Linked DNA regions of Homo sapiens: all the other regions are linked to region 1. A link is a loop called in an ENCODE intact Hi-C map of the cell type or tissue named here. Cell type or tissue: endothelial cell of umbilical vein. All regions are shown on one strand.

Region 1 (8,000 bases):
AAATATGGTACCAAATTATCAAATGGAAAGAGAGAACTAAGGTTGTTCTTTCTTGTTTTATGAATCAAATAGCAGAAATGGAAAGTGCTTTATGGTTAGGCCAAAGGAAGGCCACTCTATCATTAAGAATTTACTCATATACAAATTGAAAACCAAGCAAGGTATGTATATATACATATATAAATATAAAATATATATTCAGAATATATATTCAGGATCTACCAAGAGATAAGTAGATGATCTCTTTCCTTCATAATTTTTAAAGATGTAATGAAAGATTCGTTTATTTGGCTTTGCTCTTTCCTGGCTTGCCACGCTCATGCCGTTTTAATTAATCTCCACCAGTTGCAACAGCTTGATTTTTCTGGAATAAGAAATGAGCTGTTTTGCTCTGTAAACATTTTCTATGGGCATTCAGACACATGAGGGAGACGAATGAACAAACGAAAGGTCTTTCGTAAGACTGGTAGTTTACCAAGCACAAACAGAAGATCAAAGTGCCTTTGTTTGGCTTTATCTCTTTTCTTCAGAGGAAATGCCCAGCCATGACTGTTCCTTGTTTACAAAAGTCTCAAGGATTTCAGTTTTTTGAAAGAGAAATGTGAGAAAAAAGGAATGCAATTAAGAAACTGAAATACTGTCTTTGGCCTATACTGTTGGGTTTAAATCTACAAATCTCCAAAACACTTTCATTGTTCTCTACATTGCTTCTGGCAAAAATGTAAACAATATTTGTTTCATCAATCTCTGTCCTAACTACTGCCTACTTTGCTTGTTTTTGCTAGATTTTCCTCTAAAGCTGAAGAATATATTAAACTGACGTGTGTGTATATATATATATAAATATATATACAAATATATATACATATATATACAAATATATATATACAAATATATATATTTATATACGAACACACACAGGACACACATATATACATATATGTATGTGATATATACACAAGACATACACATATATACATATATATGACAAATACATAAAGCCATGATGAAATTAAAAAACAGATTTATATGTCAGTTTAATGTATTTTTATTTACATTTATTTTTTATTTTTTTGAGGTGGAGTCTTCCTCTGTCACCCAGGCTGAAGTGCAGAAGCTAAATCTTGGCTCACTGCAACCTCCACCTCCTGGGTTCAAGCAATCCTCTTGCCTCAGCCTCCCAAGTAGCTGGGACTACAGGTGCAAGCCACCATGCCTGGCTAATTTTTCTATTTTTAGTAGAGACGGGATTTTACCATGTTGGTTAGGCTGGTTTCGAACTCCTGACCTCAAGTGATCCTTGTCTAGGCCTCCCAAAGTTCTGGGACTACAGACGTGGCCACCATGCCTGGCAGTTTAAGGTATTTTTAATATCTATTACATATATACATACACATGTATTTAATTTTCTCACTTTAAATATTTTGATATCACCCCAAAAATATTCTGGTTTTGTGCCAACACCCTGTCTAAATGTAGAAATATTGAATATTGGATTCTTTTGGAGTCAACAAATATTTGTCAAGAATTTGCTTTAAATGCAATAGTAATGGCTATTTTTATGCCATATTAGGACATTTGGACTCTATTGTATAGATGAATGGAGACTTATTGCAGGTATTTGGACAATGGAGTGAGATAATGGCATCTGTGAAAGCGTTCTGATAGTATAGGTAATGCTTTTGAGAGATTCAGGGTAGAGTTCAGTTAAGTTACTATAGGTCTGTAAAGTGACAAAGGATCTGAGAAATATCTATAAAATAAATATAAGGTAAATTAGTTGATTTGAGGACATGCAGGAGAGGATACAGTCAAGGACGCTTTTTGGTTACTTCACTTGGGTGAAGTGATGAGATGTGGAATCCCCACATTTTGCTGAGAAAATAAGAGGATGAGCAGCTTTAGATGAGAAGGCCATGAGTTAGCTTTAAATACATTGACCTTGAGGTACTTCAAAGTATTTGAACACTGGTAGAAACATTCAACTATTTGGTTATAGGTTAAGTCGTTAGCATTTAGGTTAAAATGTAAAGCTTTGTAGTCATAATAAAGAGGGGTTTTCAGGCATTTTACCTTCTTTTTATCTGTTTTATTTTATGTCTTCTTAAAACTTCAAACCAATATCTTTTTCCTTCTACAGATAAATGGGAAACTTGTAATGATATGGAGGGGTCTTTACTTTAACATTTTTATGTTTTTATCAATTCCCAAATGGACCAGCTACTTCTCAGCTTCAAGCACATCTTCTTGTTTAATAAGTACCCTTTGTTTCTCCTTTAATTTCTAAGCTCCAAGGAAACAAACTATAATCTTGCAAGAATGTTCAATAGGCAATAAATAAAGTCAACATCACATGGTCAAGGTCAATATTAGAACAGTGACATGATAAACAAACTCTTTTATTTTGTTAGTTCACAACTCTAGTATTGTGTTGCTCTGTGGGTTTTATTTCCAAATAACCCCTGTAAAATTTGATGTTTCCTTAGATCCGGAAACCCACCAGAACGAATGCTAACAGAATCAGGACTTTCAATGCATTTTATTATGAATTTTAAAAGGCCCAGCAAAAGTAGGATATATTGCTCATAAGTAACTTTTAAAAATAAGTTTAGACTCCCTTCTGATATTAAAATAATGGATGTTCATTTAATAAACTTGTAAACATGTATATATAATAAGTTGAGAATTCAAAAAGGAAAAGGTAGATGATTGAGTTTTCCTATTAACCGGTTTTTAAAATATTTTAAAGTAATTTCTATTAGTAGTAATGGCCATTGAAAGTATAATTGATGCAATATTTTTGCCTTTATAAACACTTGTGTGTTTCCTAAAGACTCAGAAAATAACACTGTATTTAAAAAGTTATAAATCTGTTTCATTTGTACTGCTCAAGATGGGGAAACAAAAATCATGAGGAAACATCTGGTCTTTTTGGAGAAGCAGAAATCCCACAGAAAGTCTAAATGACCTATTTCATAACTTTCTTAAAAAATTGGAACTACCGTAATTGTCAGGAAGTTACGCAGTTTTCATTTTTGAGAAAGCCTTAAAATGTTCATTGTTTGCTGATAAAAATTGAAGTGGCAGTCAATTTTCTAAAAGGTGGCAGAATAGTGCAGGTTTTTGTTCCAAGATGATGTATAGATAAGACTATAAGATTCAGAGAAACATTTAGGGAAAGCGCTGGCCCTTTGGTATCTCTAGAACGCTCAATGTTTTTATTAACTTGGATTAAGAATCAGCATTTGAATTCATGCCTTTTCTCTGATCTTTGCTGCCCCCTAGTGACTCACATTACTACATTTCTCCTGTTGAAATCTACGTAGTCTACGTCTAATTAATATTGTAATTATTGTGCTGAATTAAATATTTATGAGAAACAAATATTTAAAGATTTCTAATGTTTAGGTAAAAATACTAACCTTGCCTCAAGGTTAACCCACTGGTCTCAAGAAATAAGTTGGTTGGATTACTCACCATGATGGATGAAATAGTTGAAGAGAGAAACACTATTCCAAGTTATTAAAATAGTAGTGCTGAAAGTGTGATTTGACAGAATATTTTGGATGGGGAAAACACAATACTTGATGAAATCATGTAAATTTCACATCTTTAAGCCAACTAATGCCATGTTGGGTATAATAACTACCCAAGAAAGTAATGAAAAAATATAAATTAAAATAAATGCAACTATTTTTACTAAGTTGTTAATAAGTTTGATATAAATGATAATACAAAATTAGGAATGCATCATATGGCCTAAAGTTGAGAAATGCTTTAAAAAGTGTGTGCATGTATACATACACTTACAGGTGTTTGTGTAAAATTGTATGTCCTCTTGTTGCCATTAAAAATAGAAAATATACAAGTTATATAATAACCTGTATGTTTTCAACTTTCAACCATATAGAATACAGGATTTATCCTGTAAATTATAATGCTTTTAACCATTTGGAATACAGAATTTATTACTATAAAATAGTGGTTAGTATGCAAAAGCGAAGAACAACAAAATTCAGAAGGGGTTTTACTACTTGTAAATGAAAACTGGATTTGTATTTCGTGTGTTTACTGATTTGTTTTTTCTGTATGGATGAATAATTATGCATGAAAAATAAATTAAAGGATGTGGCATGTGCATGAATGATACGGCTTGGTGAAATATTGTCAAGTATTATTTTCATTTAACCTTGCTTGGATCGCAGCTGGGGCTTATAGAGTTAGAGTGCTTGGCTGAATAGCCACCTGGCTATTATGAAAAATTCATGGTTTCAGGCGAGATTTCAATCACTGCCACTTTTCTAAAGGTGAAAAATAAAAATCCCATCTTTATTCACATAGATGCCCTAAATGGTAACATCTGTAACATGATAACTATAGTTATTTTAGGGAAAGGGGGATAAAAGCTTATCTTTTGTATAACTCCTTAGAATTCCAAATATTTTATTTTAATTTGCTTTACTATCAAAATTTCCTAATTGTTTAAATTCAAAGGTGATTTTTGAATTCATAAGACAATCAAACCCTTCATACTCTTCCAAAGCCAAATGTATGAATAGCTATCTGTCCTGTTATACAGGTATTTTTAAACTCACACATTCACTATTCTAGTTTTCCCCTAAGGTGGGCATTGCCTGAAGTTTAGTCCTAACTTTCCATTTCTGTCTCTATGTGTTGTGCTTTGGAGATCTTACTCTCTCCAGCTGTGTGCATATCTCCTTGTAGATACCTCTACAGTCAGCCTCTCCAGCACTGACTGCTTGTCTCAACTTGGGTTCGACATTTCCAGCAGTCTCCTGCATATAAGTCACTTGGTTGTTCCACGGTTAATACCAACACAAGCGTAAATTTGTCTCAAACAAGATGGAAGAAAGGTAGAGATTACTGAGTTCAAAACCTTTCTTTCTTTTTCTTTCTTTCTTTTTTTCTTTCTTTCTTTTTTTTGAGACAGAGAGTCTCACTCTGTCGCCCAGGCTGGAGTGCAGTGGCACAATCTTGGCTCACAGCAACCTCTGCCTCCTGGGTTCAAGTGATTCTCCTGCCTCAGCCTACTGAGTAGCTGGGATTACAGGCACATGCCACCACGCCTGGGTAATTTTTGTGTTTTTAGTAGAGATGGGGTTTCACCATGTTGGTCAGGCGGGTCACGAACTCCTGACCTCGTGATCCACCCGCCTCGGCCTCCCAAAGTGCTGGGATTACAGGCATGAGCCATCATGCCTGGCCTATTCTTTGATTCTTAATAAGGATTATCTTCTTGTAATTTCTTGAGCAGAAGTATATGAGAGGTAATTTTGTTTAGAACTTGTGTATGTGAAAAATTAAAAATGTTTGTTTCTACCTTCTCATTTGATTGGTAGTTTGTCTGGGTTCAGAATTCTATGTTGAAAATTATTATTCACAAAATGTTGAAGGCATGAAATTCAATTTTCTTTCTGCTTCCAATTGCCTGTTTTTCTCTGTATCTCAATTCCCTGAAATTTTACAGTACTGTGCTTTGCTATGAATTATCTTTTCATTCATTGTGGTAGATACTAATCCGCCCTTTCCATGTGTAAATCCAGACATTTCGATCCTAGATGTTTTTTTGTTTCTTTCTGTATAGTTTATTTCCTTTCATTTTCTTCTTTGTCTTTTTCTGAGGCTCTTATTTGACTGTTTGAACTTTAGTAACAAACCTCTAAAATTTTATCTAGTCTTACCTATTTTTCATTTTGTATTTTTGCTATGCTTTCTGGAAGAGTCTGTCATCTTTATTTTAATCATATTTTATTTTCTAGGAGCTTTTATTGTTTGAATGCTCCTCCGTCATTTTAAAATAATAGTCTAAATATTCTAATTTATGGATATATTATCCGTAAATTTTTATCTCTTTAAGGCGACTTGTATCTCTTTAAGGCGATTGATTATAGAGTTTCTTTGCATTCTTTCTCCTAGTTCCTGCCTTGCCTCAGGTCTTCTGCGTTGCTCGTTCTCTTTGTTGGGCTTCTGTGTTTGAGTTAGTGATATGACTTTCCTCATCCTTGGCTGTTATTTGCCATTTAAGAGTAAAACCCTATAAATATATTAGAAGCTTTGTGTTAATTTCAGGGCTTGTTGAGCAGTGTGCTTTTCTGTAGGATAATTAGATAGAAACACAGTTGTTTTCTCAAGGATACTCTTTCCCCAAATGTCAAGAGTTTTTCCTTAAGCCAGTGGTTCCAAAGAGATGAACCCTCCAGCCTTCTTCCTGTGAGGGAAGCTGGTTGCTTATGTGATGGAAAAGTGGAAGAGTATAATATGGGTCTCACTGTTCAATGTGTAGACCTTCATGCAGAGTCTTGACTGTGTTTGGTGTCTCTGGGTTCAAAGAGTCTCCAGAGAGTAAAACCTGAACCTCGTTCTTCTGTTAAGTGGGGAAAATTTTAGACCTGATCTCTTCTCATAGAGAATTTTAGGATATGCAAAGGTCTAAATGCTTTTGGAGAGTTGCAACCAATCTTCACGTTGTCTGCCTAACTACACCTCAGCCGTCAGAGGAACATGATGCCTCTAACTTGTAGGCCTCCCTGGATTCCAGGGCATGAAGTGACTAGTGTCTTGACTCTCCACTCTTGCACCTTGCAGACACTATCTTTCTTCTTCCTCTGGCCTTAATTTTCTGCTGGATATCTTCCTGTTTTTTTTTGCATCTCAGTTTTTTTTGTTCCCACTTCTTGTTTTTCTTATGTAATTTTATGCATTTTTAAAATTCTTTTACTGAAATTTTATGGTATTGTAAGAAGTGAAAGTTAATCCCACATAATTTGCCAAAATTTAGTTCCTTTTTTTAAATTCTATGGCTATTAACTTATATCATACTTTAATCACTTATTGCTGGGGTAAATAAATTGTTTCCTAACTAATTTCCTCCTTTCAATTTTTTTTCATTGAAAAAATGTCCTGTTAACTGCCACCCTGGGAACAACTCTAAGATAGTACTCTAATTAGATCACTTACCTGCTCAAAACACTCCAGATACTTTTAATGCCTAAAAAAGTAAATTTCTGACCTATTCATGGTCTACTCAGATTTCCAGGCTTATCTTTTACCATGCTTCAATGTGTACATTCTCCTTATACAAATGACTTTACTCACTGTCTTTGGAAAATATCTGCCTGTCTTCCCACTATTCTTGGCAAAACCTATTCTTTTCATTTAATCTTACTCATTCTTCTCAACTCCCCCAAGAAGTCTTTTTGATCCCTCTCATAGAAAAAAATTATTAATGACAGGTTTGCAGTCTATTTCTTTCATTATAGCATCTGTAACACTTAGTATTTATATTTTTATCTTTCTCTTCTAGACTCTAAGTTGCATTGGAGGCCAAGACCTTGTTATATTTTCTTGTTGTATACCAATTTTCAATCAATATTGAATACCTACTATGTGCCAGGATCTGTGCTAAAACTTCTTTAGGCATTCCTCAGGTAAAGAAAAAGGCACATAAGCAGCAGTTTTCAGAAACAGTGAAAGCTGAGAATGGGATCTCAGTGTCTACCTGGAGTTCAGAAAGAGGACTCCAGTTTCTGAAAGGACAGATATAAGCCAGGCTCATCTCAAGCCTTACAGGAAATGAAAGTATAGACTCAATTCTATCATAGGTATCCAAAAAGGATGAAGAATAGGGAAATTGTTTTCTTACTGGCCAATAGACAAGGGACCAGAGCAGGGCTAATAGCAAGGATGAGTTGCTTAATGTTGTCTTCTTCCCACCCCTTTTTCTCAGGCAGTGTTGGTCTGCAAGCTTCAAGAGCCAGTGACCCTGACTGCCAAGTGATTTGCCGAAGGGAATTATGGTAAGTTAATAAGACACCTGGAATTGTGAAACACTAGATTTCTCTAAACTTCCTAGAAGGTTTTTTGACTCCATGAAGTGCATGTCACTCTCATCCCAGGATGAGTTCTAGATTTTTCTCTTTATGGTTTTCAAGGGCAGATTTCATATGCTTAAGAAAGTCACTCTACTAATTTTTGACTTT
Region 2 (8,000 bases), 630 kb before region 1:
TCTTTCCAGAAGATGGATACTACTTGGGCACAGTGGCTCAAGTCTGTAATACCAAAAGTATGGGAAGCTGAGGCGGGAGGATTGCTTAAGGCCAGGAGTTCTAGGCCAGCCCCAGCAACACAGAGACCCTGTCTCTACAAAAAATAAAAAAAAATTGGCTGGGCATGGTGGTGTGCTATAGTCGTAGCTACACAGGAGGCTGAGGTGGGAGGATCACTTGAGTCCAAGGAGTTCGAGGTTACGGTGAGCTATGATTGTACCATTGCACTTCAGCTTGGGCAACAGAGTGACACCCTGGTACTAGAAAAAAAGCAAACAAAAAATGAAAAGAAAAAAATTGACACTAAAATATAAAAAAATGGTCTGAAGGATAAGCACTTCATCCATTGTTCTACATCTATTTTATTCTGAAAATCAACTACAATGTACTTAGACCACGGGCTTTGGTTCATCATAGAATTGTTATAGTGCCCTTTAGAATTATGTCATTGGCATTAAAAAGGGGCATTATAAAAATAATTTATCTCTTCCATTATTATAGGTAGGAATATTATCCACAGTAGTGTCTAATTTCCTTATGGATACAAGATTATCCTTTGGTTTCAAATCAGCAAAGTGGTATCTTCTAATCTTATGGTCCCTGAATCCTAATCCTTTAGGAAACATAATAACAAATTTACTAGCCTGGCCAGCATGGTGAAACCCCATCTTTACTACAAATACAAAAATTAGCTGGGCATGGTGGGATGCACCTGTAATCCCAGCTACTCAGGAGGCTGAGGCAGGATATTTGCTTGAACCTGGGAGGCGGAGGTTGCAGTGAGCCGAGGTCATGCCACTGCACTCCAGCCTGGGAGACAGAGTGAGACCCTGTCTCAAAACAAACAAAACAAAAAACAAAAACAAAACAAAAAACCCCCCATAAATTTACCGTCCTTCTTTAGGAGTAGAACAGAGTGGTGTAGAATGTATTTTATTTATTAATTTTATACTGGCTTTATTATTTCTTTACAGCTGTGTTTCCTTTAACCCACTTTCCTCAAATATTTATATTTTTATTTTCCATATTTTTTGTATGCCATCTGAATTCCTTTGTGGCTTGAGGTGTATATATGTAAATAATGCTTAGAAAGAGGAGATAAGTAATATTTCTTAAATGTATAAACACATGTAAGTACAAGTGTGAAAAAACAGTAGAAAGAAAATTCTTATCAGTATATGTTCAGTCATACTTACAATTCATCCAGTTTCTGGAGAGGTGCAAAAGTATTTTCATTTAAGTGATTAATTTTGTTTTTCCTCATCACTCTGAAAGTAAAAAGAAAAATACATTGTAACTTCTTTAGGTAACCGACAAGAATTACTAAAGAGAGGAACGGTATGCAGAAACAAAGATAATGAATATACAGTACATTTTTCACATAAAGACATTTTGAAGTAGTATAAATTATCCAATTTAATTTTAATCCTAAATTTCTCAAATGTTTTGATGATGATAATAATAGAAATTCAAAATTTTAAGTGAAATAGGGAGGAAGAGCTTTGCACGAGAAATGGTGAAAACCCCAACTTTTGAGAATACAGACTGCATATCTTGCAACCAAGAGCATAGGAGCTGTTTTAGACTTGTCTTTTCAGTCTGCATAGCATGACTGTCTAACAAAATAGCCCACCCACCACAGCACTCCTACTCATTTGTTACTTGATGTGATTTCGGGCGGATCTGCCTAAGGAAGTCCACTCTTAGCTGAACCCCTTTAGAAGAATCTCTAATTTGGGATGCTGAATCAGTCTGTTTAACTCTTGACATTTCTGCACTGATCTCATGTGTTACCAGCTAGCCTAGAGGACCAACTCAGAACTAAGTTTTAAAGGGCTTTTAATTTTTTAAACATTGTATGACATGTCTTCAAATTGTCCTTTCCCATTTATTTCCTCACTGCACTCCAAACCATTACCACCATTTCCCAATATTCTTGGACCTTAAAAGCACAACACCTGCCAAGAGGAAATCCACAAATAATCTCTTAATACAGAGGTTTCCTTAAAAAATAAATACAAGTACAATAGAAAAGAAATTCTAAGTTTTTCAGATATCTATTTGTTCTGTGTCCTTCAGGTGCAATTTGGTTTCCTTTGGGCAATTACTATACACTATTTTGCATTATTTATATCAAGCACCCTGTACCTGAAGATTGCTGAACTCAGGAGGAGTTCAAACTGGAACTCATTGGAACCCATTGGAATGGGGGGAATTGGAGAAAACATATGGTAATATCAGTGGGAGCTATTGTATCGCCTATATACAGGGGTCCTGTGTAGTCTAGGATAATGGTTTTCAAATCATTCCTGTGGTAACACACAGTAAAAAATGTGTTTTATATTGGATCATAAAACACACACACACACACACACACACACACACACACACACACACACACCCTAAGGCTCATGAAACAATACATTTATTATCTGCATTGCAGTCTGATATAATCTATTCAATTAAATTCTGTTTCCCTTAAAAATGCTGACAAGGGTATAATAAATTGTGCTATATATTACTTTCATCACCTACTTATTAGTTGCAATCCATAGTTTGAAAAACATTCTGGTAAAATAAGCTGTGAATAGGAGAGTTGGATTTTTTTTTACTGAAGGAAGACCTAACATCCTTTACTTTTAACAGAAAATACCATGTGAATTTAAAATAGGCCAGAGATGCATAAGAAGGAATTACACTCATTAACACTTCAAGGTTTATCTTGATGTCCATAATTACATCCTCAAGGTTGTGAACATTCAGCAGTATTTTGTTTTTCATTTTGATTGTAACTATTTTTTCACAATTGTAAAGAAAAACTTAATTTATACCATAATAATTTGCAAAGGATAAACATTCTTATAGGCTAAGACTTCAATTTAGTGTTTCTCAAACTGAGATCCAACAACAGACTCTTGATGTTCTTTGGGATTTTTTTTCCATAAAATGGGTGTTTTTAAATTTTATTTGTAAGAAAAGATAATATTACTTCAAAAGCATAGCATATTACTTACAAAACAGTTAAATTACTGCAGGAAATAAAAGTCAAATTTCTTAAATTATGGATATGGTTGCCTTCAAGGTCCCTGGAACATAAAAATAAAACGATACAGCTAAATCTTAATCATGGAGAGAAATAAATTGGTTAAAATTATTTGCCTTCTAATAAAATATCTTTTCTTTACATACTGTTTATTTCATATAGACTCTCACTTGTAGCCATTTCTATTACAGCTGAAATTATATATATAAATATCTATATTATACACTTTTTTCTATGTTAAAGGTAAAAATGTTTTGCGTCCCATCTGTATCATGAGTGCATACGGGCATGTATATGAGAAATTGAAAAGAACAAGAAGTCAAATTGAAAACATTTGTTATGATAAACACCTAATTTATTAACCGATATTTCATAATGAACCATATGAAACATTTGTCCAAAGTTACCGATGGCATTTCCCTAAGTGGTGTGATTTTATTTTGCTACAGTCTGCATCAGATTCTATTATTGTTGCAAAAGCTGCTGCTGCCAAAACAATATTTAGCTCCTACCTTTCCAGCCTAATCACTCCCCAGAAAAAATCCTCAATAATCTTTTACTATTGGGAATACCCTTATTTGCTTTTTATATTGTCTCAAAGGCCAGCGCAGACAGAGAGCAAACAGCAGACTGCCTTAGGTTCTGCATCTCCAATTCAGAGAGCTGCATATATCTCTATCTCTACATCTATCTATCTATCTATCTATCTATCTATCTATCTATCTATCTATCTATCTATCTATCTATCTATATAGATATCTAAATATAATCCTCCTGGGGCTCCCTTGCTGTGTGATGCCTATGTCACCATAAACCTCCTTATGGTCTAAGCATAAAAATGTATCAAAATTTTTATGTTTTACTGTCTCTTCGTGGTTATCTTGAAGTTACTCTTTTATTGTTCCTCTTCTTTCATAAGTGAGTATATGGTGGAACTTTATAGAGCAGAGGAAGAGAGCTGAGGTTTAGGGATAGACTTTCAAAAGTAAATGCCGGCCCTTAAATCTATTCAGCCTCTTCTAACACTCAGCTTACTGGTCACCATGTAACATAAAGCTGTTCAGGAATAATTGTCACTAAAACATGTGAGCAGAAGTGTGATACAGCTATTAAAATCTGAAAGGAAACATGGAAAGTATTAATAGAAGTGCCTATACTCCACTGCCAACATGTGAGTCAGTTTTATTTTAGGTGCTGCATTAAAAATAGATGCTGACAAATCAAATATATCTGTAAAATCTGGAAGACCAGGATGTACGGTATCTAGAAATCAAGGCAATTGAAGAATATGGGGTGTTATTTATAACAAACAAAAACAAAATGAGAGATATATTTGAAGTCAGGCTATAGAATATATCAGGGGTTTTCTATGTTGCATTGGGTTGCAAAATTAGATTGACTGATCGAGGGACATAAAAAGTTTCAAATTTAAACCCAACTTAAACCTATCTAGCAATCTATGATATCCAGAGAAGTTGTTTCTTTTTACTACAGGTATTTAGCACAGACAATGTATCATATCTCTATAGTTTTGTAGACAGGATTTTTGTACTACATGGGATATTGTATTAGAATCTTAAATGTGGATTCTAGATCACCCTTCCAAATTTCTGTTATTCTATTAAGTTGGAAGCTAATCACTTATAGTGCTACTTTTTTTGGTCTTAGTTTTGGCCAAGGCTTTTGGTCTCTCATAATGTATGTTATCTGTGACAGGGACTGGCCATTTCCTTCTATTTGGTTGCTAATCATTACCCTGAATCTACCACCAGGTGGTGATGCTCTCTTAAGTCTCACAAAATGCGCTTAATGAGGTGAGTTGATGTTCCTATTTAGTTACTTACGTAACTGTTTTCTATTAGGCTGGCAAAAATATTTGTTAGTACTAATTTACTAATTTGTGAAAATCAAAAAGAGGCACATATTGGGGCACAAATTAGGACATTTGATTAAATTGGTAGTTTAATTTTGAATTTATTTTAACCTTGGGTTGTTTATTTACTGTTTTTCCCCCCTCCTGTGTTAATAATAAAAACATTTGGGGTCACATTTGTATGATGTGTTTCTATGGGCCTGTATATGAGCATACATATGAATATGTATATTTTCTTCCTAAAGTTAGGGGTTTTAGTCCTTGATAAGCAGGGATCTGGTTTGCAGCATACCTCTTAGCTGAAGCAAAAACAACAACAAAATCAAAATAACAACAAAAAATCTGTTTCTTGCTCCCTAGCTGCAAGCTTTAATGGAGTTAACGAAGGTTTTTTTATTTTTATTTCTATTTTTTACTGTGTTTAAACCACCACCCTTCCTATCTAATGAGCCTCTGAGACTAACCATTTTATTTTTCCCTTTATACCTGGTAGAATTGGATAAAAATGAAAACTTTGGTGGTTCTTCAATCTGAATAACAACAATAACAAAAGACAAAGACTATAATCTTGTCTATTCTCCCTCAACTTGTCCCTTAGTGGCATTCAAAACATGAAAATCTTACTCTCTATCTGCTTCCTCCTCTACCTTTTACATTTCTGGCTCCTATTTCACAGAGAAAACTGAGGTGATGAAGAAGGGAAAAGCCCTTGACTTGCTGCCTGACATCTGTAAACTTACCTGTATATGCACCTGGTCTCTTTCTAGTCTCAGAGGAAGAGATGACCCTTCTCCTGTTTTAGGCTAATCCCTCCATCTGTTTTCTTGAGTTTGGTTTGTGTATGTTTATGTCCTAAAATATATGGTCAATTTTGGTGAATGTTCTTTGGGCATTCTTTGCTTTCAAGTTCATATCTATTAGGATTAGGTGCACGTACATATAACAGAGACCCATCTATAATAGCATAAATACGCAGAGTTGTTGGGGTTTTTTCCCCCCAGGAAAAAAAAATCTAGAGTTGGGCAGTTCAGGGCTGATATGGTTGTTTTACAAAGTTGTTAGAAACCCAGGATCTTTCATATTCACTGATCACATGCCCTTGTCTTCATGGTACAAGATGTTGCTAAAGCTCAAGCCATCATATTCAGTTTTTTGTTTTCTGGATAAAGAAGGAAAAGAAAGGACTTGCATCTTTCTCTTTAAGGAGATTTTCCTGAAGTTCTACACTGTAATACTTCGACCTCCCTAGTCAGAACTTAAGACATATCCTATATGTGAATGCAGAGAAGTGTGGGAATGTAGTATTTTAGCTAGTTATGTTGCTGTCCCAAAGAAAGCAGTTCTGTTATTGAGAAGGGGCACTGAAGTTTGATATACACTGATTAGCATTAACTTACTAATTATGTTATTTATTTATTTTGGTTCTACTTGATCTTTTATGGAGTGAGAAGTAGTGGATTATCTTTTTTTTTTTTTTTTTTTTTTTTGAGATGGAGTTTCACTCTTGTTGCCCAGGCTGGAGTGCAATGGCACAATCTCGGCTCACTGCAACTTCTGCTTCCTGGATTCAAGTGATTCTCCTGCCTCAGCCTCCTGATTTGCTGGGATTACAGGCACCATGCTTGGCTAATTTTTTTTTTTTTTTTTGTATTTAGTAGAGACAGGGTTTCACCGTGTTAGTCAGGCTAGTCTCAAACTCCTGACCTCAGGTGATCCACCCGCCTGGGCCTCCCAAAGTACTGGGATTACAGGCATGCACCACCGCACCTGACCCAGTGGTGGATTATTTCTTACTGCTTATGTATGTCTACATTTTCTTTTGTTTTGGTTGCTATATTAATTTCTTTGGTGTGTATAGACTTATAATGTGATATCTTTTATTGGACATTGGCAGTTATAGCATTAAAATGTCATTGTGTTGTTTAATGCACATTGGCCAGAATTCCACCTACTTAGATAAAATATATGATGCCTGCTTTCTTTTGTTTGCAATTACATGACATACTTTTAAAAACTGTGTATACTTAAGGTATATAGCCTGTTTCGATATACAGTACATAGTAAACTGATTACTACAACCAAGCAAATTAACATACCCATCACCTTACATAGTTAATTTCTTTTATGGTAAGAGTGCCTGAACTCTACCCTTTTAGCAAATTTCCACTATACAATACAGTGTTATTAAACTATAGACATGCCATACATTAGATCTGTATGCTTATTCATCTCATAACTGTAATTTTGTACCCTTGAACCTACATCTCCTCATTCCCCCTGCCATGACCCATAGCCACGATTCTACTCTGTTTCTATGTGTTCAACTTAAAAAGAAATTCCACGTATAAATGAGATTACGCAGTATTTTTCTTTCTGTCTCTGGCTTATTTCACTCAGCATAATGTCCCCTAAGTTCACACATATTGTCAAAATGGCAGGATCTCTGTTTTAAGGCTGACTAGTATTCCATTGTATATATCTACCACATTTTCTTTATCCATTCAACTGTCATTGGACACTAAGGTTGACTAATATCTTGGCTATTGTGACTAATGCTGCAATGAACATTGGAGTGAAGATATCTCTTTGACATACTAATGGAATTTCCTTTGGATATATACCCAGAAGTGGGACTGCTGGATCATATGGTAGTTCTATTTTTAATTTTTTTTTTTATTTGAGATGGAGTCTTGCTCTGTCGCCCAGGCTGGAGTGCAGGGGTGTGATCTTGGCTCACTGCAACCTCCGCCTCCCGGGTTCAAGTGACTCTCCTGCCTCAGCTTCTTGTGTAGCTGGGATTACAGGTGCCTGCCACCATGCCCGGCTAATTTTCGTATTTTTAGTAGAGATGGGGTTTCATCATGTTGGCCAGGCTGGCCTCGAACTCCTGACCTCAAGTGATCCACCCACCTCTGCCACCCACAGTGTTGGGATTACAGGCGTAAGCCACCGCACCTGGTCCTATTTTTAATTTTTAGAGGAAGCTCCATATGTTTTCCATAATAGCTGTACTAATTTACATTCTCATCCACAGTGCACAAGAA
Region 3 (8,000 bases), 130 kb before region 1:
GAAATACCTAATGTAGATGACGGGTTGATGGGTGCAGCAAACCACCATGGCACGTGTATACCTATGTAACAAACCTGCACGTTCTGCACATGTATCCCAGAACTTAAAGTATAATAAAAAAATTGTGTTTTGGAGTATGGGAGAAATATAGTCAATGTTGAATGATTTACTGCCAGTGGTTTTCTGGGCATCACCATAATGCTCCTGCTTTTTATTAAACAATTTCCTAAACAAATGAATGAATTTTTCCTAAAGGAATTATTTCCTTGACATTTATGCAAAGAACTGTAACCATTTCTTACTGTTATTTTGGCCTGTTAGAGGAGTTTGAAGTGTCTATGCTCCTGTCATCTTTTGCCCCACTTCCAATTTACACACAGCTGTCTTATGTCAAAATATGACATCTTCACCGATTTTTAAGCTCTGTAGTCCTCCGGGATAGGGCTTTGCTGTAAGAAAGGTCTGACTAAGAAGGGTTGCTGGCAGACTGTTTTGCAACCTAAAAATGCACATGGTAAGCCAATGAAGTCACAGGATTCCTTTCTTAAAACGGCATTGCATGTGGTTAAATTTGTTCAACATTTTTTTTCATCTTAGAAAGGTACCATTTTATCCTCATGACTCCAAAGTGTATTTAGTTTGTTGATAAAAATATGCACAGTCATGTGTATATTAAGAAATCTGTGTCTTCTTTTAAGAAAGTTATCTGTATTTTGTAAGAGTACTTGTCAAGATTTCTAAAGCTTTTGAGACAAAGAGCTAACAAATAAAAAAAAAACTCTTGTCAGTGGCTTTAATCATTGCTGCAGAATAGCCAGCTGTGCTATATTTCGAAAGGCAAACTGGACTGCAGAGAGTGGGACAAGTCACTGAATAAGACTGAAACAGCTGCGATTCTGCAAGAAGTGCCGACAGTTTCTTTAGCTTCAGGACACCAGACGCTATTTGGTTTATAAAGTACCCTATGTTATTGGCTCTGCTTCTGTTTAGAAGAACAAGATATTTTGTTCTGTACACTCATTTCAGGCTCTCAAGAGTATTAAAAAACCCCATCATTCTCAGCAAACTAACACAAGAACAGAAAACCAAACACCACATGTTCTCACTCATAAGTGGGAGTTGAACAATGAGAACACATGGACACAGGGAGGGGAACATCACACACCAGGGCCTGTGGAGGGGTTGGGGCTAGGGGAGGGATAGCATTAGGAGAAATACCTAATGTAGATGACGGGTTGATGGGTGCAGCAAACCCATGGCACGTGTATAACAAACCTGCACGTTCTGCACATGTATCCCACAACTTAAAGTATAATAAAAAGGAAAGAAAAGAAAAAAGAAACAACTATGATCCAGATATTCCCTCTAACTTTCTGAGAATACATTATTATTAAACTTGCAAGATTCAGTTCTTTTGAAAGAGAATGAGCAAATAATCTGTAGCTCCTCCTAGGAGGGAGTCAATTTTCTTCTCTTTTAATCAGGTAACAAATGACAGTTATGACTTTCCCAGGAGTTTTGGTGGCTATTATGGCAATGCTATTTGCTGTTCTTATTGAGTATTGCTGTTAGTATTCCTTTGTTGCTTGTGATACCAAAAGTTTTATCTCAGACAGAAAGAATATGTTATGTTTAGAGAGGAGGGATGTGGCAGCATCCAGAGAAGCAAATTCCTAATTAAGGACAAATTTCTAATTAAAACCTGACTTTAGCCTGGGTTTTCTTTTTATTTATTTTATTATACTTTAAGTTTTAGGGTACATGTGCACAACGTGCAGGTTAGTTACATATGTATACATGCGCCATGTTGTTGTGCTGCACCCAGTAACTCGTCATTTAGCATTAGGTATATCTCCAAATGCCATCCCTCCCCACTCCCCCTGCCCCACAACAGGCCCCAGTGTGTGATGTTCCCCTTCCTGTGTCCATGTGTTCTCATTGTTCAATTCCCACCTATGAGTGAGAACATGTGGTGTTTGGTTTTTTGACCTTGCGATAGTTTGCTGAGAATGATGGTTTCCAGCTTCATCCATGTCCCTACAAAGGACGTGAACTCATCATTTTTTATGGCTGCATAGTATTCCATGGTATATATTGCCACATTTTCTTAATCCAGTCTATCATTGTTGGACATTTGACTTGGTTCCAAGTCTTTGCTATTGTGAATAGTGCTGCAATAAACATACGTGTGCATGTGTCTTTATAGCAGCATGATTTATAATCCTTTCAGTATATACCCAGTAATGGGATGGCTGGGTCAAATGGTATTTCTACTTCTAGATCCCTGAGGAATCGCCATACTGACTTCCACAAGGGTTGAACTAGTTTACAGTACCACCAACAGTGTAAAAATGTTCCTATTTCTCCACATCCTCTCCAGCACCTGTTGTTTCCTGACTTTTTAATGATCGCCATTCTAACTGCTGTGAGATGGTATCTCATTGTGGTTTTGATTTGCGTTTCTCTGATGGCCAGTGATGATGAGCATTTTTTCATGTGTCTTTTGGCTGCATAAATTGATAGACCGCTAGCAAGACTAATAAAGAAGAAAAGAGAGAAGAATCAAATAGATGCAATAAAAATGATAAAGGGGATATCACCACCGATCCCACAGAAATACAAACTACCATCAGAGAATACTATAAACACCTCTACGCAAATAAACTAGAAAATCTAGAAGAAATGGATAAATTCCTCGACACATACACCCCCCCAAGACTAAACCAGGAAGAAGTTGAATCTCTGAATAGACCAATAACAGGCTCTGAAATTGAGGCAATAATTAATAGCTTACCAACCAAAAAAAGTCCAGGACCAGATGGATTCACAGCCGAATTCTACCAGAGGTACAAAGAGGAGCTGGTACCATTCCTTCTGATACTATTTCAATCAATAGAAAAAGAGGGAATCCTCCCTAACTCATTTTATGAGGTCAGCATCATCCTGATACCAAAGCCTGGCAGAGACACACACACACATAAAAGAGAATTTTAGACCAATATCCCTGATGAACATCGATGCAAAAATCCTCAATAAAATACTGGCAAACCAAATCCAGCAGCACATCAAAAAACTTATCCACCATGATCAAGTGGGCTTAATCCCTGGGATGCAAGCCTGGTTCAACATATGCAAATCAATCAACGTAATCCAGCATATAAACAGAATCAATGACAAAAACCACATGATTATCTCCATAGATGCAGAAAAGGCCTTTGACAAAATTCAACAACCCTTCATGCTAAAAACTCTCAATAAATTAGGTATTGATGGGACGTATCTCAAAATAATAAGAGCTATCTGTGACAAACCCACAGCCAATATCATACTGAATGGGCAAAAACTGGAAGCATTCCCTTTGAAAACTGGTACAAGACAGGGATGCCCTCTCTCACCACTCCTATTCAACATAGTGTTGGAAGTTCTGGCTAGCCTGGGTTTTCTAAATCCCAGAACTGGGGACCTTTTGAGTCAGATAATTCTTTGTCACGGGTAGCTGACCTGTGGATTGCAAGATGTTCAGTAGCATCCCTGGACTCTACCCATTAGATGCCAGTAGCAGCCCCTATAGGTGTGACAGCAAAGAATTCTCTAGACATTGCACAATGTCTCTGGGAGGCACAATCATTTCCCAGTTGAGAACCACTGCTTTAGCCCATTGATAGTCCTTTATAAAGGGTAACACTTTCACCATTTTTTGGTTTTCTCACATTTCATTTATGAAGATTTTCTCTGTCAAATTCCTTGTATTGTAATTTATGGCCACATTGTATGACATTGGTAATAGCCCTAGGAGGTCTGATGGTTTGGAACAAAGGATGCTTGAGCAAAGCCACATGAGAGTCAGAAGGAAGAAGCATCTTGAGCTCTGAAATAAAATGTAGAGGTGAAGAATAAATCTGGGAGCATATAATAAATTAAGTATCAGGGTGAAAATTTTAAAATGGGTTGTTGTTGCAGATAAGAGTGCTTGCAAATCTGTGTTTTCCATCCTGTGTCCCAGGACTCAGTATCTGTATTCTTTAAGAAGATAACCTGGACTGTAAAGAAGCTGATTCCCCTCAGGAACCTTGTGGGAGCCTCCTCTGAAAGAGGAACAAAGAAATGGAAAGTAGGTTTTTCCCTACCAGCAATAGAGGAGAAAGAATAGCAAAATGCACTAGAGTGGAATTGTTTTAGCCATGATATAGTCAGCCACCATGGAGCAGTGCAGTCACAGTGTCAGTCAGGGTAGGTTAAGTAAAGCTATGGTAACAAAATGCCATTAAATCTCAGTGGCTTAAAACACAAAGGGAGATTTCTCATAGCACATGTCCATCACAGATTGGCAGGAGAGTTTTACTCTTTGTAGAATTTTATTCTATTTTATTAAAATGGTAGCCTTTTTTCTTTTTATTGATGCATAATACTTTTCCATATTGATGTACATGTGATATTTTGATACATACATACAATGTAATGTATTTGTAATGAATAAATCAGGGTTATTAAGATATCCATGACCTCAAACATTTCTTCTTCACCTAAACAATTTATTTCAGAGCCCAAGATATTTCTTCCTCCTGAGCTTCACGTGGCTTTCTCAAAGCTCCCTTTTCCCAGAAACCCGGGCTGATGGAACAGCCTGAATGCTTCCATCTCTGTGCCTGAGCGGGACAAAGTTCTGAAGGGCCTTTCACTTCCACACACAACTCACTGGACAAAAGTAGCCGGAAAAGGAAAGACACTAGAAATATCTGGTGAATAATGTTAACTGCAGTGTATGGTGAAAGCTACACGTGGCACCTCTCATTATATCTGAGACAGCACAACTTAAACTTATTATTGTTTTTCCAATAACCTTTTACTTTTGGGAACCTTCCACCCCAGTCCACCCTAATCTCACGTCTGCCCTGGATTCCAGGCCATAGTGAATAGGTCCTGTGATGTACATATGACTTAAGCTGGGCAAATCACAATCTTCTTTTTCAGCTCTGTTTCATGTCATAATTCATTGGTTCAAAATTGAACACCTGACCTAAGTGGGCCAATCTGAATACTTCCCTCAGAATTTTATTTTATTATAATGGTGAAATTTTTTCTTTTTAAAAATTGATACATAATAATTGTGCATATTTATGAGGTATGTATGATATTTTGATATATACACACAATGTGTAATGATCAAATCAGAGTTATTAAGATATGCATGGCTGGAAACATTTATCATTCCTTTGTGTTGGAAACATTTTAAATCTTCTCTCTAGCTATTTTGAAATATGTAATAAATTAAAAGTGTATTGATAAATATAGTCACCTTACCCTGCTATCAAACATTAGAACTTACACCTTCTATCTAACTGTATGTTTGTACTCATTAGCCAACCTCTCTTCATCCCTCCCATTCCCCACCCCCGCCATATACTTCCCAGTGCTCTGGTAATCATTATTCTACTCTCTACCTCCATGAAATAACTTTTAAGTCCTGCATATGGTGAGAACATGTGATATTGTCTTTCTGTGCCTGGCTTATTTCACTTAACATTATAACCTATAAGTCCCTTAGAATATTAGAACTGAAAATGAGGAAAAGAAACCAGGACCAAAGACTAAAGTAATAATGTATAATCTTCCAGTGATTTTAGCCATGATTTCTTCTATGTGAGCTGGAGAAACTTAATTGTAGGTAGAGAAAGAGAGAAGAAATATGGAAACAGATACCCAAGGAAGATCTGATGTGAAAGGAATCTTGTGGCTTTTGATTTCTTTGTTAGTTGCTTTAAAGTTTCCTCCTAGTTCTTGGTTTCTGTGAAATGACTGAGTATCCTTTTATAATTCACCTTTTAGCTAATGCTTAATCTAAATGGATCATTCTTCTGATACTTACAATGAACAGAAAATCTATAATTTATTTCTAAAGAAATTTCTTTGTTTATTCATCAATTTTAGAAAGTATATCATTATTCTTCCTATGACAGATTAAAAAGTTTGTGCTCTTAGATTTTTCCCCTACTTCCTCCATTCACAAATTAACTTTTAAAAAATTTACCATCATTCTTACATTGTTACTATCCTTAATATTTACCTTCTGTTTCCTACTCTGTCACAGGTGCATTAGTTCTATATTTGAATGGATTTCATGCCCACCATCAATTACAACTTCTTCCTTCCTGATGTTTTTATTTTATTTCATTCATTTCATTTTTGACTGGCTTCATTATCAAGCAATTTTTACATACCTACTCATAAGTTCCATCTTCACTGAGCTTTGTTCATTTGTGAATCTCACTCTGTTATGTTTATGTATGTAAACAATGATCTGGCTGATATAAAATCTGGAGTTCTTATTTTTTCCCTTGAAAGTCTGTAGACATATTCTAGCACTGTCATCTGACATTGAACATTGTGATAAGATTTCTGAGGCAACTCTGTTTTTTTTCCCTCTAACTTTTAGGTGATTTGCTTTCCAATTTTAAGGCTCATTGAATTCTTTCTTGATTTTTTTTCTTTTTTTTTTGGATTTATTTTTCCTTCATATATTCTTTGAGGAATACGTTCTCAGGACTCATCTTAAAGTTGGTCATTCTGTATTGTATTTTCCTGAAACAAAATATGCTATCGACATATTTACATTTTACTTTATTTTAGGAAGATTTTACAATATATATTTGAACATATTTTTGGTTTTGTTTGTTCTATTTTCAGGTTAAGAAAAACTTATGATGTGTGTATGGAATCTGCTTTCAAATCAATTTTATTTTCCTTCTTTGCTTCCTTTTCTTTATTTTTTCTTTATTATATGTACTATTTCCTCAAGTGTTTTCTTTATATACCTCATTCTATTTCAGCAATATCTATTCTACTTCTTACTGCTTCTAATTAGTTTTAATTCTTCCAATTACTTTATTATCTTCAAGTCTCTTTTCTGCTTTTCCAGCTCAGTTTTCATCTTTCAGTGATTTGTTTGCTATAAATTTTTCATATTTGTTTTGATCTAGGTTTTCAGAGAAATTAAAGTTTTTGGAATTGAATTTAAATTAATTGACATTGAATACTGCATTACCATATCAGCATCAAGATACAGATTTCCATCACTGTAGAATGTCTGTTGACCAATGCTGCTCTAGAGCACAGGTATTGCTCTGTACTTTTGTGTGGGATATACTATGCATTTTCTGTGCTCAGCAGCAGTTACTGTTTTGTTCTTGTCTTCTGACTTCCCTCCCTACCTACCAGGCAGCATATCTAGGTTAGGGCTTTGTTCTCAGAATAATAAGACAGAGTATCTCTAGGTACTAGGTTAGGGCTTTGTTCTCGCAATAATAAGACAGCATCTCTAGATACTAGGTTAGGGCTTTGTTCTCAGAACAATGAGACAGAGTATCTTTAGAGACACTAAGTCAGCCCTCCTCCTGTGCTTTTCCATGCTGCAGAACTAGACCCCCACAAATATGCACCCCCTTCCTCCCATCTCCAGTCTTTGAAAGACCAAATAAAAGATCCTTCTTAGGTATCTTAGAACCCAATTAAAAACAAAAAAGCTACACATTGCTTATTACCTGGGAAATATGCATAGTTGTTTTGGTTCTCCTCCAATTGGCGTAAATGCTACTATATATAGCTGCTATTTCTCCTAGGCTCTATTTTTGGTAGTAGTCATTTTACCAGTTTTATGCTAAATGCAGCATTCTTTCCCATAGTTTCATCCTCTTTATTTATTTCAGTGATTTGCAACAAATAATGTTTTGCTCTTTTTCCTATTTTGTTTTATTGAGAGGTTATTATAAATTCTTTAAAAAGGCAGCCATGTGATGAAGATATTTGTTAGAGTAGATTGGTGTGTATGTTGTGGAAAGGAATAAGGAAGACATGGGAAGTAATTTAGAAAGTTCTAGGAGTTACATAGGCATGAAATAATCAAGGAATGAAGTAGGATGGGACTAATTCTGAAGTGTTTTTGTACATAATTGTGGACCATTACATATTTTAAGATTCAAAGGTAATTTACTAACCATTCTAAG

The links. A loop is a pair of places that touch in the nucleus more often than their neighbours do. Peaks named below come from ENCODE experiments on the same cell type or tissue, not always from the same donor. Only the 100,000 strongest peaks of a DNase experiment are listed, where the experiment ranks them.
Region 2: a loop joins it to region 1, with 3 times the contacts of the local background. A loop is called at or near these places in 37 of 110 quality-filtered maps.
Region 3: it touches region 1 in a loop (4-fold over the local background); 6 of 110 quality-filtered maps call a loop at or near these places.

Annotation. Positions count from the first base shown.
Region 1 is chr4:157,987,523-157,995,522 of GRCh38, reverse strand. LOC105377509 (a long non-coding RNA gene) reads left to right here. Exons shown (of 6, transcript XR_007058347.1): 2 at 7,748-7,817. Among named protein-coding and RNA genes, the nearest start is that of GASK1B-AS1, 180 kb to the left of the region's middle. RefSeq lists a cis regulatory region at 513-530 and an enhancer at 450-594. In endothelial cell of umbilical vein, a CTCF peak has its summit at 3,316 (motif pointing left); DNase peaks (open chromatin) are centred at 492 and 3,122; H3K27ac peaks cover 1,443 bases.
Region 2 is chr4:158,621,946-158,629,945 of GRCh38, reverse strand. It overlaps RXFP1 (relaxin family peptide receptor 1), which reads right to left. Exons shown (of 18, transcript NM_021634.4): 10 at 3,055-3,126; 11 at 1,237-1,308. Among named protein-coding and RNA genes, the nearest start is that of C4orf46, 46 kb to the left of the region's middle. In endothelial cell of umbilical vein, a CTCF peak has its summit at 4,852 (motif pointing right); a DNase peak (open chromatin) is centred at 4,875.
Region 3 is chr4:158,113,908-158,121,907 of GRCh38, reverse strand. No RefSeq gene overlaps it. Among named protein-coding and RNA genes, the nearest start is that of GASK1B-AS1, 53 kb to the left of the region's middle. In endothelial cell of umbilical vein, no CTCF peak of the experiment used is centred here; no DNase peak of the experiment used is centred here.